2 separate regions of the Homo sapiens genome follow, and region 2 is linked to region 1. A link is a loop called in an ENCODE intact Hi-C map of the cell type or tissue named here. Cell type or tissue: Caco-2. All regions are shown on one strand. Each heading gives the region's core, and the rest is flanking DNA. Links, peaks and the distances in the headings are about the cores only.

Region 1 (5,282 bases), core at 1,264-3,763:
GCTCGCAGCCGTGCGTGTTTCCACGTGTGGGAGCGCCTCTCATTCCCCCACCACACACGCCCAGTTTCCGCTTCTCGCCCCCAAGGGCACAGCTTTGCCTGCTGGGTGCTGTGCCCTGCTGGGTACACGCGGGCCTCTGCACACTGCTGTGCTCCGCCAGGGTGAAGAGGCCACTGTGTAAACCAGATTCCAGGGCTCAGGTTTGGCTGTTGACCCTTGGAACTACGTAGATATGCGTTATTTTGCTTTTTCTTCTCGCTTTAAGTGTTCTTAAAGAATACTTCGTGTTCTTTTATTTTTATTTCATTTAAGGAAGGAATTTTCATCTCTACCTCTTTCCTGGAATATCTTGAAAACTTGTCTTATTAGTCTTTGCTCCTGAACATTGAAGATCCTGTACTCTAGCGGAATCTAGAAGTAGGGCATTATAACATTATAAAATAAAGACAGCCATGGTTTGGCAAGGCATGGTGGCTCATGCCTGAAATCCCAGCACTTTGGGAGGCCAAGGGGGGCGGATCACCTGAGGTCAGGAGTTCAAGACCAGCCTGGCCAACATGGTGAAACCTGGTCTCTACTAAAAATACAAAAATTAGCCGGATGCGGTAGTGCACACCTGTAGTCCCGGCTACTCGGGAGACTGAGGCTGGAGAATCACTTGAACCCAAGAGGCGGAGGTTGCAGTGAGCTGAGATCATGCTGCTGCACCCCAGCCTGGGCGACAGAGCGATTTTTTTTTTTCAAAAAAAATACAACCATGGTTTGAAAGGTGGTGATGAATGTTGAATTGACTTGTTCTTTGAGCCAATACCTGCTGGAAACCACTGTGACCAGCTGTTGCTCAGTGAACTTGGAATGCATGGTCAAGATAAGGCTCAGCCCCGGATGCTGCAGAAGCTTGCAGAGGAGGGAGGGGCGGGTGTCACAGACAGACCCCATCAGCAGACACCGCATTGGAATGTGGTGGCGTGAAGGCTGCAGGAGGGGCCCTGGCACGGTGTGTGGGGCCCAGAGAAGAAAGGAGCTACTCTGCTTGGTGGGTTTGATAATTGCCTCTAAGTGGGTGTATTTTAAAGGATAGAAATACACCCCTTCTAGCCTGGTGAGGCAGGCTAGAAAATGTTTAATAGACAACAAAATTTGATTGGGTAATGTTGATGGTAAAAGTTCTGTGAAGCTTGGAAAAGTGTTAATGGGCTCAACTTAAGAAAATTTTCTGGGGCTATGTAGTTAGGACTGTCATAGGGACAGCAGCCAGCGGAGAAGGAATAGTGTTCCTTTTCTTGAAGCTTCTCCTGACGCCAGGGCTGACTGCACTTTGAAGGGGCGTCTGGGTGCCAAGACACACCTCAAGGAGGGTACGGGAAGGTCAGCACTTTGAAAAATCAGAGGGAGGAGATTTTCCAGGTAGGTGGATGGTGAAGATTGGCTGGGCTATTACAGAGATGAAATCTAAATCTAAATCCAAATTCATATTGTTATTCCAAGTACACCATTCATCGTCATGCTGGAAACAGCATCCTGACGAGAAGTCTCTGAGCACTTGATTCCACTACGGGGCTCATGCTCACGCGCTCTCACTCTCGCTCTCTGTCTGACCGTAGGGAGAATTGCCAGGTCGCAAAGATTCTTGGAGCTGTACACCTGCTCCCTCTCCCTGGGTGGTTTTGCATTTATCACCTGTAATATTTTTCCTACTCCTTATCTTAGATCTTAGAGATCTCTGTCCTCCTATCTATTTCACAAGAATTTGAAATGATTAAGAAAATAGTTACATAAAGAAAAACACGTAAATAAAATACAAGAATTAGATGAGTTCAGAAACATATTCTATATTCAGAAAAAAACGTATTAAAATACAGGAACAAGAGTATAAAATAAAGAATGATGTGTCTGTCTAAAGGTGAATGAAAACATTCTAGCATCCTGACCTCTGTGACTCCTAATAAACACTGGTCAGAGTTCATGCCCCACGGCCTGTGTGTCCCTCTCCTTCCTCCTTGGAGTTGCTGCATTAAAGGCCACGCTGCAGTGTTTTCACGGCGCCTTCTGTGTGTGACGCATTTGGTCTGAGAAACACCCATAGAGCTACTGCTGAGTTTAAAAGAAGTAAACATCACCTCACATGACATATGTGAAACCCAGATCACTTTTTAAAGATAGTCTCCTTGGTATCTAATAAACTGGCTAAAGTTGGTGACAGTCCATCCTTCATTAAGTTATTCATTCAATAAATGGCATGTGCTTGAAATACACCAAACTTTGCGGGTACTTTGTGTCTCCTAGAACTTCATATCTAATGAGGGAATTCTGTTTTAAACAATCACACTAATGAATACATAATTGCAGTTACAGCAAGTGTTTTGAAGCAAAATACAAAATGCTCTGAGAAAGTATAAGAAGGCCTCTTATAGGGGAATAACTTGTAGGGGATTATGGAAGGCCTCACTAACCGGGGATGTTTAACCTAAAACTTGAAGAATGAGTGGGAATCAGCCAGGTGAAGCAGACACACCTTAGGAGAAGGCTTTAGAGAGAAGAAACAGAATGCAGAGGGCCAGGGGCAGGAGAACTTGGTGGTCATGGAGGAAGGGAGAAAAGGCCGGTATGTCTGGAACTGAGTGAATGAAGAGGGTGGAATGGTGTGGATTGAGGCTGGAGCTGCATCAGGCCTCATTACAGGTTAGAACTTTCTCCTTAGCTCGTGGAAATGCCCGTTCTTCATTCCTCTCAAAAGGGTTACACACAGCACCCTCCAGAGGCAGCACTGAACACCAGCCCATGGCTCCAGCAGAAAAACTTGTCCAGCCTCTGTTGTATTTCCTGAATCACTTGTTATAGGTGACCTCACAGCATTGAGTTCTCAGCCTTAAAATAAAAAATTCCTCTTGATATTTGATCTCAAGTTCTCTACCCACGGTTTCCTACCCCGCAGACACAGTGTGGCCACCAAAGCTGCTTGGTTGGTTCTTTTCTGCATTATTTCTCTCTCTCTCTGTCTCTGTCTTTCTCCTTTTTTTTTTTTTTTTTTTTTTTTTTGGGAGACAGTCTCACTCTGTCGCCAGGCCAGAATGCAGTGGCATGATCTCGGCTCACTGCAACCTCCACCTCCTGGGTTCAAACAATTCTTGTGCCTCAGCCTCCCGAGTAGTAGCTTTTTGTATTTTTGTATTTGTTTTTTTTTTTTTTGTATTTTTAATAGAGTATTTTTAGGGGTTTTGCTATGTTGGCCAGCTGGTCTGGAACTCCTGGTCTCTAGTGATCCTCCCACCTTGGCCTCCCCAAGTCCCTCACCCTGGGATTATAGGCATGAGCCACAGCACCCGGCCTCTGCATTCCTTTTCTTTTCCATGTCGCGGTCGCCTGTTGCGGCACATTCTTCAGTGTCTTCCACTTGCGCCCCATGGCCTTTCTGGCTTCAGATGCAGAACCTCTCCCGTTATAAACTGAAACTCAAGGCCTCATTTTATATGGGTCGAGAAAAATCTCAAATACTTAAGCTTATTGCATTTCCTTTTCTGTTCGCTCCTGCTAATTTTGAGTGTCATTTTATTCTTGGTTTGCCTGATATTTTAAGGTTCTGTTCATACAGTCTTTTCCCCCAGGAGTTACATAATGACTTCAGTCACTTTAAAGAAGTTTTTAATCTGTCTGACAAAATTATTTTTTCCTTTGTGAAATGTCATCTCTGTTTCTTCTTTTTCCTGCTAGTTTTTTTCAGGATGGACTCAAAGCCGTGGAAAGCCTCAAACCTTCCATTGAAACGCTGTCTACGGATCTTCACACGGTGAGTAGCTTCCCTCCCACTGTGGTTTAAAACCATCTTAATGCAACAGACATTTTCATCTAAATGTCACTTCTGTGTAATCCTGTGTTTTCATGCCGTGCCGCCCACGTGGAGTGTGGCGTTCCCACGCCTGTCCTCTGTCTTGGTGGGAGGGAAGGTTTGACCAGCGAGGGAGGCAGTTGTCGCATTGTGTGGAAATGGCCCCATGAGCACCAACGTTTCACTGTACCTCAGTCTTAATTTTCTGATTGGTTCTGTTGTGTGTGTGTGTTTTTAAAGATCAAACAGGCCCAGGATGAAGAAAGAAGGCAGTTGATACAGCTTCGAGATATTTTGAAATCCGCATTGCAGGTTGAACAGAAAGAGGTGAGGGGATTTAATTTTGAAAGATTGCAGTTTTCACCCCATTCTTGGAGGCTTTGGGTCTGAAGAACATGAAGTTCATGTCTTCTAGGAGCTCACAGTTCACTCGGGCTGTGTCAGGCACCAGTAAAACATTTAATGTATTCTTGCAATTTAGTTCTATAAAACCATCTTTTAAAATATGTTTATTTCAGGAGGAAGCATTTACTACATGCATGGCCTTAATGGCGGTGTATAAACCCTGTGCTCTGTCAGTTGCTAGATAAGGAGCTCTCAGTGGCTTCGTCACAGAGACCATGTGTCATTTGTGCTATTTATCCTGTACCTGGCCCTGTGTCATTTCCCTACCCTGACATACGTGGACTCTGCCCCTTTAGGCCTAGGCACGTAGCAGGGGACCAGCTGGGGCTCTGCCAGCCCTGAGATTGTGTTCTATAAAATATGAGGCATGAGCTTTTCTTACAGCTGCCTCCATCATGACAGGCAGAAATCCTTAGTTCTCTTACTTCCCCTCTTTCTGTAATGACGTCTCTGTGTGCTAACACGTCAGCAGGGACAGTTTGTGTTGTGGGGACTTGTTTTTAAAAAGCCATTAAAAAGTAAGTTTTAAAGATAATTTTACTATATTTTCACTACAATGTGGGTATCATAATGTGAATTTAGTATAAATCCATTTCCTTGTTAATAAAAGGAATGTATCTAAACATATATCTAGTGATTTTAGAGAAATTGCTAAACTACTTGACAGCATAAAGTTCCCTGTTGGCAGTTTGGTGAGCTCTATTTTATTGTAAGTTCTTGTACTATAACTGAATATTGTTGTTTTTCTCCCAAATGCGTTTACCTTTTGTGACCGAAGTCTAGGAGAGTAAGTAGTTCAGTATTTTAATAAATTGCAGAATTTTGCATGTTTTATTCGTGAACATACATATATATATTCCTTTTATATATTAATGGTTAGTAGCATTTTTTATTTTAACCCCTCACCTTTCATTGTTGTAGACTTTATTAAAGGCTGAAGAGTTTGCATAAATATTAGGGAAGTGGACATTTTCTGGGTTTACAGTTTACACTTTTGCTGCTGTTCCTTTATGAAGATGAAGCAGGTCCCTCCCTCCCTCCCTTTCTCTCC
Region 2 (4,296 bases), core at 293-2,792, 170 kb before region 1:
ACAGCAGGAAGCCACTGTCACCCTAGGTGAGAGGTGACATCAGCTGAGCCCAGGGCTGGGGTCATGTGGTAGATACTGGGGCCATGGCAGGCCTGCCCAGCTGCAGTTGGAGGCAGAGCCGAGGGAGAAGTAGCCGGGCTTCCACCTTCTTACTCCTTCTGTCTCCTCCCAGAGCTTCCCACTGGCCAAGAGCCTCCAGAAGCCAGGGAATGCTGAGCCTGGGTACCCCGCCTGCAGGCCTCAGGCCCACTCTGTGACCCGGAAGAGAGGGAAGAGCCGCAAAGGGATCTGAGGGACAGGAGGCCCAAGACCTGGGCATCCAGAGAGCTGATTCTTCTGAGGTTTCAGAGGGAGAATGAAGCTCAGCTGGGCGGAGAGCCTTGCTCAGATGAGGAAGCAACAGAAACAAACTAGAACCCAGCTCTCCTGAGTCCCCATCCTACACTGCTGGCATGAATCACAGCCCAGCAGACAGATCCCAGCTGCTTCTGGTTTGGGCTCGTGTAGCTATTTCTCCCCTGGCCCTCGGGTCAGCTGCACTTACGGCATTTTAAGATTCAAATGGGGCAGGGCAAGGTGGGGAAGTCGGGGATGATAGAACACAGAAGACAGGTAGCCCTCGCCCACTATCTAGTGAAGAGACTCCTCTCCATGCTAAAGACACTGCATAGCACAGAAAAACAAAAGACAAGTGCCTTTTGCCCTGAGAATTCCACAATGTGTGACACCCGAAGCTTCGGAAAACAGGGCTAGGACATGGGTTGTCACACACACCCTTCTCGGTTTGCATGTGGAGGAAGGTCAACGGCACAGCTATAAGGAAAACTGCATTCCTTGTGAAAGCAAGGGTTGGATGTCTGGAGCAACATCTTCAACCAGTGTTTTCATTTACAGATAAAGAACCTGAGACTTGGAGAGGTGATGTGATTTGCCCGAAGCCACACGATGAGTTAGTGGTCAATCCATTCATCTTAATGTCAGCTAGAGCATCCCTCTGCCTGGTGACTGACTTCCCAGGGGCCACGAATCAAGGACGTGGGACAGTTAGTCAGGAAAAGGACCCGAGCCTCTGCCGTGCTTCCTCCATGGCCTATTTAACCTTTGTGACCTTGTATAGCCTGCCTGGGCACAGCTGGCTGTTGATAACTAAGGAGCCAATCAACATCCAGAGCTGGGTGCCCAGGGCGAGGCAGCAGGTCCAGTTCTCACCGTGGCTCTGCTGCAAAGCCTAGGGCAGCAGCTGAGGGGCAGGCAGGGAGGAGCGCAAGAGGCAAAAAAGCAGGTGAGGAGGTGTTACCTGAAAGGGGTCCCCATCCAGACCCCAAGAGAGCGTTCTTGGATGTTGTGCAAGAAAGAATTCAAGGCAAATCCATAAAGTGAAAAGTCTCTGGCCAGACTTTGGGAAAGTCACTAAACACCAGTGCCCTGAGGACACAGTCACCTTTCAGTCTGCTTCCAGCTCTAGGGTTTAATGAAAGCTGTCAGCCACTTGCGGTTCTGCCTCCCTTTTATCAACAGTGTCTGTTTGCAGAGCAGGAGCCATTCATCCCAGCGCTGTGCTTTCAGCTCTGTCCACTGACCCTCTGTCAATATTCAGCGCAACAGCAGGTCAGTGCCTTCCAGCCTGTGTCACTCAGCACATCATTAGCCGCAAAGTCACTGGAAGGACCGCATTCTCTGGATTGTGCTGTCAACTTTGACTTCCAAAATACCAGCACATGCAACACTTTACATAGTTCCCCATGAGTTGACCAACATTTGAAAAATCTAAAGAGATCACTCTGATGACTCTTATGACACTGAAGGAAATATGCTTTTCATATTTAATCTAGGCTATTTATTTTCCCATGAGATAGCCAGAGAGGTGGAAATTCTGAGCATTCTCTTTACCTTAAGACATTTTTCTTGAGCTGATTTTTGTCTAGGAATGTCAAGATACTCGACACCCCAAGACCATGATCTAAGCATCTGGATAGAAATCAGGAGTTTGGCCAGCCCAGACCACCAGAAATTCCTGCTCAACAAACAAGTTATTTGCATCTAGGCCATAAGTTAGTTGTTGAAGTACTTTCTTTAATCTTCTCCTTAAGTGATGGTGAAACCCACTTGTGGTGGGCATTAAATGCTTAAAAGCAGAAGTTCAAAGAATGCATTTCGCTGTTCTCCATAGGGTTTGGCGCTGCCTCTTCAGAATAGAAAAAACAGGACACACCATGGAAATGGGTGTGTTTTGTTTCCAGAGGGAAGTTCTCTTGCTGATGCTGTCAGGAGCCAGTCCCTTTCTGCCAACTCAGCAAGGTCTCCTGGGGTTAGAGAAACAGTCCCCCCTGCAGTCAGTGAGAAGAATGAGTGGCTGAGGAGCCCTGGAAGGACAGTCTTGATGCTGCAGGCCAGGTGCCTAAGGCAGCAGCTGGGGAGGAGGCGGGAGGAGCGCAAGGGGCAGAAGAGCATTTGAGGAGATGTTACTGGAAAGGGGTCCCCATCCAGACCCCAAGGGAGAGTTCTTGGATTCTCGTGCAAGAAAGAATTCTAGGCAAATCCATAAAGTCAAAGCAAGTTTATTAAGAAAGTAAAGGAACAAAAGAATGGCTACTCCATAGGCAGAGCAGCCCCTGAGGGCTGATGGTTGCCTATTTTTTATGATTATTTCTTGATTATATGCTAAACAAGGGGTGGATTATTCATGAGTTTTCCAGGAAAAGGATGGGCAATTCCCGGAACTGAGGGTTCCTCCCCCTTTTAGACCATATAGGGTAACTTCCTCATATTGCCACGGCTTTTGTAAACTGTGGTGGTGTTGGTGGGAGTGTCTCTTAGCATGCTAATCATTATAATTAGCGTATAATGACCAGTGAGAACAACCAGAGGTCACTTTCATCACAATCTCGGTTTGGGTGGGTTTTAGTGGGTTTTGACCGGCTTCTTTACCACAACCTGTTTTATCAACAAGGTCCTTGTGACCTGTACCTTGTGCTGACCTCCTGTCTCATCCTGTGACTTAGAATGCTTAACCTCCTGGGAATGCAGCCCAGTAGGTCTCAGCCTTATTTTACCCAGCCCTTATACAAGATGGAGTCGCTCTAGTTCAAACGCCTCTGACAGAAGGAACCGCCGAGGAAAAGTGCAGTACAGAGGAGCTATGGAGCACCCAAGGATGAGCCCCAAGGGCAGCAGATCTGAGTCAGAGGGCTGGGCATGAGTTCCTGGACAGTCCTCAGATAGACTTTCTAGACCAGAAAAGTGGGTGCACACACCCAAGGCAGTGCTTCTCAACCAGGATGTCAGTGAATTAAGCCCTAATGACTTACAGCATTCCTCATATGTAATGCATGATATGTGTGTATACACTGTGTGCAATACATACATACATACATGCAGCATCCGTTGTATGGAATACATTGTACCTATGTATACCTTGTGTAGATACTTATATACACACATAAGGCATTCATCATATCCATACAGACATAACATACAAACATTCTCATGGACGAGGGTTAGTAGCGAGTACCCCAGGGACCATCGCCTTGTAAGGTAGCGAAGGAAGCAGGGCTGGGCAGAGGAGTTCTGCTGTGATGTAGGATGGAGTCACAGAGAGATTTCAGCCAATCCCAGGTCTCCACAGAGAGCCCTAGAATCGGGATGGCCCTTTGACAACGTCTGACCTCTGAGAAAAGAGGACCAAGAGTATGTACCCCTTTCATTCACCAATAATGGGACATGTGCTGCCCCAAAAAGGGGCATATCCTTGGGCGAGAAGGACTTCTTTGAGGGCGATATCTGAAGGATTCAGCTGAGTGCAGCCAGCCTCTACTGCCCTCAATGAAACCGCCTTTGCAAAAATTATAAATGAGGAAATTATAACAGTGAAAGAGGTGAGACCTAATTGGCTCCACCTTGCTTCTAACCTTTAAGCTGCCTTTGTTTATTCCTGGGCGTAGGCAGAACTAACCTTGGGAAGGAATTTAGTTTCTACTTTAACTCTGAAACAAAATTGATACTAGCCCTTTCCCAAAATTGATAATAGCCCTTTCCCCCTTCTTGCCTGGGGGACCAGTCTGCCTTTGTAGGACTAACAAATTGGATACAAGATTATAAATTACAGCTTAAGGTCCATGCAGCCTCTAGCCGCAAGAGTCTGAACTTCCCCAAATTGCTCCTGGGAATGACATCACTGTTGTAAAACCTAAGATCAGTTCTTGAGATATTTTTCAGACCCTGCACTTGATGCACCAGCTGACACCACCCAGACCAGTAATCTGGCTCAACCAGTTCTGCGATCCTACTCAGGAAGTG

The links. Hi-C counts contacts between places; a loop is a spot of excess contacts. Peaks named below come from ENCODE experiments on the same cell type or tissue, not always from the same donor. Only the 100,000 strongest peaks of a DNase experiment are listed, where the experiment ranks them.
Region 2: a loop joins it to region 1, with 6 times the contacts of the local background. A loop is called at or near these places in 4 of 110 quality-filtered maps.

Annotation. Positions count from the first base shown.
Region 1 is chr2:9,331,027-9,336,308 of GRCh38, forward strand. It overlaps ASAP2 (ArfGAP with SH3 domain, ankyrin repeat and PH domain 2), which reads left to right. Exons shown (of 28, transcript NM_003887.3): 8 at 3,712-3,787; 9 at 4,067-4,153. Among named protein-coding and RNA genes, the nearest start is that of ITGB1BP1, 90 kb to the right of the region's middle. In Caco-2, for the core only: a CTCF peak has its summit at 2,765 (motif pointing left); a DNase peak (open chromatin) is centred at 2,755.
Region 2 is chr2:9,166,743-9,171,038 of GRCh38, forward strand. No RefSeq gene overlaps it. Among named protein-coding and RNA genes, the nearest start is that of ASAP2, 38 kb to the right of the region's middle. In Caco-2, for the core only: no CTCF peak of the experiment used is centred there; DNase peaks (open chromatin) are centred at 1,579 and 2,351.